3 separate regions of the Homo sapiens genome follow, and all the other regions are linked to region 1. Evidence: read pairs that join two places in POLR2A ChIA-PET (ENCODE). Cell type or tissue: OCI-LY7. All regions are shown on one strand. Region 1 has its middle 32 kb from the start of NUP160. Region 2 has its middle 32 kb from the start of OR4B1. Region 3 overlaps AGBL2 (AGBL carboxypeptidase 2).

Region 1 (2,500 bases):
AACCCTTTTGGGGGGCACAAAAGGCCATGACAAGTTAACAAGCATAAGCAGGTGGAATGAAATAATGATCCGATTTGGGTTTCAGGAAAATTACTTCTAGCAGTTGTTTTGGAAGATGGATCAAGAGGGTAAGAGATGAGAGAGAGGCCACTCCCGGGCCTGACCACGCCACACACAGACTGGTGGGGCAAATTCCCCAAGCTCTTGTGCCATTCCCAGGCCACTGGGTATAAAAGGAAAAGGAAGGGATGTGGGCATTTGCTGACGCCCAGAGCCGGGTCTGCTCCCTTTGTGCTACTTGCCCAAGAGGGCGTATTTTTGGGAAGGGGTGTGTTCTGAAAGTAAGGAGGAAGTCGCCACCCCATTGGAAAGAATCTGCCACCCTGCCTTCCAGCTGAAATATCAGATAGTCTGTTCTTCTCTGGGCCAGCAGAGAACTGGAATGTCCAAGGATTTTTTTTGTTGTTGTTGTTTTCTTTTTTTTTTCTTTCCTTCTTTTTGAAAGACTGCATGAAAGAACATGATGTTTTAGGTTCACAAAGGGAAAAAAGATAAGGGAAAAGTGGCAAGTTAGAAAGCCCATTGTGTATGTTATCTCTGTTATTTTAGAATAAAAAAATAAGTATGGCAGACTGGGATCACAGTTCATGCCAGCCTGGTCCAAAATTGTTGCTTTTATCCTTTTCCCTTGGTGTTCCATTTTGGCAGAGGGTTTTCCTCAGGAGCTTTCTGGTACTCAGAACCACACTGCCTGGCTAAGGAAGAGACTGGGAGGCCCCAGGGCAGCTTTAGCTCTTAGGGGCAGACACACATTAGCTAAGCTCATAAACCCGATTGGATGAAACTGGAATGCCAATTTATTTAACAGTAGACTTTGTTTTTTTGTTTGTTTGTTTGTTTGTTTTGTTTTGTTTTTTGAGACAGACTCTTGCTGTGTCACCCAGGCTGGAGTAGAGTGGTGGCACAATCTTGGCTCACTGCAACCTCTGCCTCCTGGGTTCCAGCTATTCTCATGCCTCAGCCTCCCTTATAGCTGGGATTACAGGTGTGCACCATCACACTTGGCTAATTTTTGTATTTTTAGTAGAGACAGGGTTTCACCATGTTGGCCAGGCTGGTCTTGAACTCCTGACCTCAAGTGATCCACCTGCCTCAGCCTCCCAAAGTGCTGGGATTACAGTTATAACAGTAGACTTTGAACTGTAGACTTTGGCTAGCTGAGCTGGAGCTCAGACATTTAATGTAGCCAAATTCTCCAGTAAATAATCATAATGATGAAAGTAATAATAAGAGCTAACATTTACTGGGCACCTAATATGTGCTAGTCACTATGTTAAACACTTACATGAATTTTTTTCACTTAAACTGAAGTAGGTACTTTTGTTATCCTCATTTACAGATGAGAAAATTGCAACACAAGGAAGGTAAGTAATTTGCCCAAGGTCATATGTCAACTCCCCATCTAGCCCTTGAACTGGAAGTGAAACTCTGTGAACAGAAAGTTGACAGAAAACTTGGATGAGAGACTTTGTGGGGGCACAAGCAGAGCTGCTCTGGAGTACAAACAGAGCAGATGACATTCTCCCCACTTCCTCTCCCCAAGGCAGGTGGTTTTAGAAGGCTGGAGAGATGGCCTGGGCACACACTTCGGTGTCCCCACATTGAGTCCCTTCAACTTTGGCCACCATGAGGCTCCATCAGCTGGCTTCATGGGCCAGGGACCTAGACCAGTGGAAGCTGAAACTGAAGAGGAGAGTGAGGTAGACTGACAGGCTGGTTTGAGAATGTGTGTGAGGTTGTGTGTGTGTATACATGTGTGTCTGGAGGTGGGGAGGATACAGAAGTTATTTGGGAGTACTGTGGGAACGCTGGTGGTAGATGCTAAATTCGTTCTTGAGCATGTAGCCAGTGTCATTTGATCACACATAACTGACTGCCATTTGCATATTCCAGTTCTTGAAGCCAAATGACGGAGGTGACACTCAATGAGAAGGAACTGCCATGGGGACCCTGAGTGCCCATGTCACCAGAACCAGGGCATTGCTCCCTGAAGGTGGAGGCACAGGGGACACCAAATCGTAATCCGTCAAGTGTCACTTCCTCCAAGACGCCCCCTCTGATCCCTCCTCCCTTCCCCTCTTTCGGTGTTGTCTTACTATAACACACTCCCTTCACCCTCCACCACTCTCTCAGAGAACTCATCGAAAGTGGAGCTGAATCATTGTTTGTCAAACCTGTCTCTCCTCTGCTGGACTGTCAGCTCCATGAGGTCAGGAACCACTTCTGTCGGTTCTCTGCTCTAACCTTGGCACTTCACACAAAGTGAGAGCATAGCAAACCTTCAATAAACAATATTTCTTGGCTGGGCACTGTGGCTCACACCTGTAATCCCAGCTCTTCGGGAGGCTGAGGCAGGAGGATTATTTGAGACCAGCCTGGGAAACATAGAGAGACCCTGTCTCTACAAAAAAAAAAAAATAGATTAAAAAAAAAAATTAGG
Region 2 (2,500 bases), 300 kb before region 1:
AACCACAATGAGATACCATCTCACACCAGTTAGAATGGCGATCGTTAAAAAGTCAGGAAACAACAGGTGCTCGAGAGGATGTGGAGAAACAGGAACACTTTTACATTGTTGGTGGGACTGTAAACTAGTTCAACCATTGTGGAAGTCAGTGTGGTGATTCCTCAGGGATCTAGAACTAGAAATACCATTTGACCCAGCCATCCCATTACTGGGTATATACCCAAAGGATTATAAATCATGCTGCTATAAAGACACATGCACACGTATGTTTATTGTGGCATTATTCACAATAGCAAAGACTTGGAACCAACCCAAATGTCCAACAATGATAGACTGGATTAAGAAAATGTGGCACATATACACCATGGAATACTATGCAGCCATAAAAATTGATGAGTTCATGTCCTTTGTAGGGACATGGATGAAATTGGAAATCATCATTCTCAGTAAACTATCGCAAGAACAAAAAACCAAACACCGCATATTCTCACTCATAGGTGGGAATTGAACAATGAGAACACATGGACATGGGAAGCGGAACTTCACACTCTGGGGACTGTGGTGGGGTGGGGGGAGGGGGGAGGGATAGCATTGGGAGATATACCTAATGCCAGATGACGAGTTAGTGGGTGCAGCGCACCAGCATGGCACATGTATACATATGTAACTAACCTGCACATTGTGCACATGTACCCTAAAACTTAAAGTACAATAATAATAAATAAATAAATAAATAAAAAGAAATGGAAACACTGAAAAAAAAAGAAAGAAAATATATCACAAAGCAAAAAAAAAAATGATGATGTGTTCATGTCCTTTGTAGTGACGTGGATGAAGCTGGAAACCATCATTCTCAGCAAACTATTGCAAGGACAGAAAACCAAACACCACATGTTCTCAGTCATAGATGGGAATTGAACAATGAGAACACATGGACACAGGAAGGGGAACATCACACACCGGGGACTGTTGTGGGGTGGGGAGAGGGGGAAGGGATAGCATTAGGAGATATACCTAATGCTAAATGACGAGTTGATGGGTGCAGCACACCAGTATGGCACATGTATACATAAGTAACAAACCTGCACATTGTGCACATGTACCATAAAACTTAGAGTATAATAATAATAAAATTTAAAAAAAGAAAAAAAGATGATAAACTCTTACTTAATCTATTCAGAATTGGGAGGGCATGGAAGAAAAAGATCTAGCTATGTTATTAGAGATTCTTTATAGATGCACATTTTCCCCCACAAAGGACAGCTTCGCAGGACCATTTCAAAACAAGCCAAAGAAACATGTTTTGGAAAATATTTTGGCTTTGTTCTTTGTCACGTAATGTTATGCCAGAGTCAAATTGGAAAGTAAGTCATAATCTATAGGGTTAAATAAAATCCGTCTGATGAGAATTTGTGGTTTGTAGGGCATCACTCCCCAGACCCCTTAGAAAGGAATTTGGGCGAGATAAAAAAAAAAAAAAAAAATCAGAGTTTAGTCCACATTATTCAGCCACAGGTATTTCTTTATAGTAACAAAAATGGTCAAAGACAGCCTGTAAGTTAATAACTGGGGCAGAGACCACTAATTGTCCACCAAAGGTCACTATCCCCCTCATTTAGGCACGCAGCTAGACAACATTGCTGGCCACTAATGCAGTCAGGAGTGCAGGTAAATAAGTTCTCTCCAATAGAACATAAGAAGTGATGTGAGCCACATGCAGGCCTGACCATAAAAGCTTTATGTGCACACACTCCAAGCCCTTCCTCTTCCACTGCCTGGGTGCAGATAATGCAGAGGCCTTAGTTGATATTCCTGAATGACAAGAGCCACCCACCAACCTGACACTACTCAGCACTGCCACCTGATGTTGATTAAGCCCTTGGAGTTTTCTGGACCATCTGCTGCCATGACCTATCCTAATGTAAAAAACTGAGTTGTTTAGCTTTCTAGCAGGACAACTTGGCCTCCTTCTTGAAAATGTAATGTGCATTCCAGTGAGCCAGCAATTGTCCTGGTTACCTCTCCTAAAGTAATATTGCAAATGGCCCAAGAGTGATGTATACAAAGACACTGTAGCATTGCTTATCATATAAAACATTATTTGCAATGTACCCAAAAAAGGTCTACCTAAACACAGTAGAATATTGCTTATTTGGAAGATATAGGAGATGAGAGAATAATGAAGACAGGCCAGGCGCGGTAGCTCACACCGGTAATCCCAGCATTTTGAGAGGCCGAGGTTGGCGGATCTCTTGATCCGCCAGGTTTAAGACCAGCCTGGCCAATATGGTGAAACCCTGTCTCTACTAAAACTACAAAAATTAGCTGGGCTTGGTGGCACATTCTTGTAATCGCAGCTACCCAGGAGGCTGAGGCAGGAGGATCGCTTGAACCCAGGAGGCAGAGGTTGCAGTGAGCCAAGATTGTGCCACTCAACTCCAGCCTGGGCAACAGAGTGAGACTCCATCTCAAAAAAAAAAAAAAGAAGAAAGACAAAATA
Region 3 (2,500 bases), 190 kb after region 1:
TGCATTGCTATAAAGAAATATCTGGCCAGGCGTGGTGGCTCATGTCTGTAATCCCAGCACTTTGGGAGGCTGAAGCAGGCAGATCACTTGAGGTCAGGAGTTTGAGACCTGCCTAGCCAACATGGTGAAACCCCGTCTCTACTAAAAATACAAAAATTAGCCTGGCATGGTGGTGCACGCCTGTAATCCCAGCTACTCAGGAGGCTGAAGCACTAGAATTGCTTGAACCTGGGAGGCAGAGGTTGCAGTGAGCCGAGATCACGCCACTGCACTCCAGCCTAGGTGACAGAGTGAGACTGTGTCTTAACAAAAAAAAAAAAAAAGAAAGAAAGAAAAGAAAAAAGAAAGAAAGAAATACCTTAGACTGGGTAATTTATAAAGAAAAGAGGTTTAATTGGCTCATAGTTCTGCAGCTTTACAAGAAGCATGGTGCTAGCATCTGCTCAACTTCTAGGGAGCCCTCAGGAAGCGTACAATCATGGCAGAAGGCAAAGAGGGAGCAGGCACATCATATGGCGAAAGCAGGAGTAGGAGAGAGAGAATAAGTGTAGGGGAGGTGCCACACTTTTTTTTTTTTGAGACGGAGTTCATTTTTTTTTTTCAATTTCACATACATTTATTGAATATTTACTGTGTGCCAGGCACTGTGCTAGCAGCCAAACTAAATATTCTTTAGTTTCAATGAATAATTGATAACGGGAATGTTTTTCCATCATTTCTAGTATAAGTGGGGTTCTTTTTCATTTTTAGTAGAGAGCTATATTTTTGTAGGACAAAACATATAATACTGTCCCCTCTGTTGATATTAAGTCAAATATTTTATCTGTTCAGTCAAAGCCCAGTTCTGGTGTTAATGGGCCTGGATTTAATTAATTAAAGGATTAACTTACTGTATCATTACCTGTGTGCACCAGGCACCCTTCTGAATTGCAGACAGCATGTAGGAAGATCTAACTAAACTTTATTTTTTTTTATTATTTATTTATTTATTTTTTTATTATTATTATACTTTAAGTTTCAGGGTACATGTGCACAATGTGCAGCTTAGTTACATATGTATACATGTGCCATGCTGGTGTGCTGCACCCATTAAGTCATCATTTAGCATTAGGTATATCTCCTAATGCTATCCCTCCCCCCTCCCCCCACCATTTTTTTTTTTTTTTTTTTTGAGATAGAGTTTCACTCTTGATGCCCAGGCTAGAATGCAATGGCGCAATCTCGGTTTACTGCAACCTCCACCTCCTGTGTTCAAGTGATTCTCCTGCCTCAGCCTGCCAAGTAGCTGGCATTACAGGTATGCACCACAACACCTAGCTAATTTTGTATTTTTAGTAGAGATGGGGTTCACCAGGTTGGTCAGGCTGGTCTCGAACTCCTAACCTCAGGTGATCCACCCACCTCAGCCTACCAAAGTGCTGGGATTATAGGCATGAGCCACCGTGCCCGGCCAGTGTCACACATTTTTAAACAACCAGATCTTGTGCAAAGTCAGAGTGAGAGCTCATGTATCACCAGGGGATGGCCCAAGCCACTCATGAGGGATCCACCCCCACTATCCAAATACCTCTCGCTAGACGCCACCTCCAACACTAGGGATTATATCTCAACCTGAGATTTGGGCAGAGACAAATACCCAAACTCTATCACCCTGCCTCTACAAAAAAAAAAAAAAAAAAAAAACCAGAAACAAAAATAGCTGGGTGTATTGGTGTGTGCCTGTAGTCCCAACTACTTAGGAGGCTGAGGTGGGCGGATGACTTGAGCCCAGGAGGTCAAGGCTACAGTGAGCCATGGTCAGGCCACTACACTCCAGCCTGAGCAACAGGGCAAGACCCTGTCTCAAAAAAGAAAAAAAGAAATTTTCCATTTCAAGTCCTTCTGACTGGCAAGGCAAGCTGATGACATGTTTTCTGCAGTGGCTGAGAATGGAGATAGGGTCCATTGAAGGCCAATGGAGTTGAGATTTTCTTAGGAGGGAAAGTATTAACAGCTGTATTTAAGGAAGAGATACCAAATGATCCTTAATTATTTGTATGCATTTGGGTGTCCACTGAGTCCTTTGTTTGCCCCCTCAATAGACTTCTTGAAGAAAGAGAGGTTCTGTTGTATTGTGATTTCCATGGCCACAGTCGTAAGAATAATATCTTCCTGTATGGCTGTAATAACAACAATCGCAAATACTGGCTTCATGAACGAGTCTTTCCTTTAATGTTATGCAAAAATGCACCAGATAAGGTAAGCACATAATGTAATTTTCTCTCCATTGAGTTAGGGACATGGGAACTCACTGCTTCCTATATGTAGTGTTTTATTTGGCATTTTGTATCTCTTTTTATTATCTTTGGTAAATCCGAGCAACCTAGACTTCAAGAATTTAGAAAAGCGTGGTTTTAAGAATTGCTGTGGGGCCAGGCACAGTGGCTCACACCTGTAATCCCAGCACTTTGGGGGGCCAAGGCAAGCAGATTACCTGAGGTCAGGAGTTCGAGACCAGCCT

The links. Peaks named below come from ENCODE experiments on the same cell type or tissue, not always from the same donor. Only the 100,000 strongest peaks of a DNase experiment are listed, where the experiment ranks them.
Region 2: POLR2A ChIA-PET joins it to region 1 with 5 read pairs; 2 of 35 experiments call an interaction of 5 or more read pairs at or near these places.
Region 3: POLR2A ChIA-PET joins it to region 1 with 5 read pairs; 3 of 35 experiments call an interaction of 5 or more read pairs at or near these places.

The regions. Positions count from the first base shown.
Region 1 is chr11:47,879,107-47,881,606 of GRCh38, reverse strand. No RefSeq gene overlaps it. Among named protein-coding and RNA genes, the nearest start is that of NUP160, 32 kb to the right of the region's middle. RefSeq lists an enhancer at 2,122-2,291. In OCI-LY7, no CTCF peak of the experiment used is centred here; a DNase peak (open chromatin) is centred at 1,536.
Region 2 is chr11:48,183,988-48,186,487 of GRCh38, reverse strand. No RefSeq gene overlaps it. Among named protein-coding and RNA genes, the nearest start is that of OR4B1, 32 kb to the left of the region's middle. In OCI-LY7, a CTCF peak has its summit at 1,861 (motif pointing left); no DNase peak of the experiment used is centred here.
Region 3 is chr11:47,685,631-47,688,130 of GRCh38, reverse strand. AGBL2 (AGBL carboxypeptidase 2) reads left to right here. Exons shown (of 19, transcript NM_024783.4): 11 at 2,082-2,238. Among named protein-coding and RNA genes, the nearest start is that of AGBL2, 28 kb to the left of the region's middle. In OCI-LY7, no CTCF peak of the experiment used is centred here; no DNase peak of the experiment used is centred here.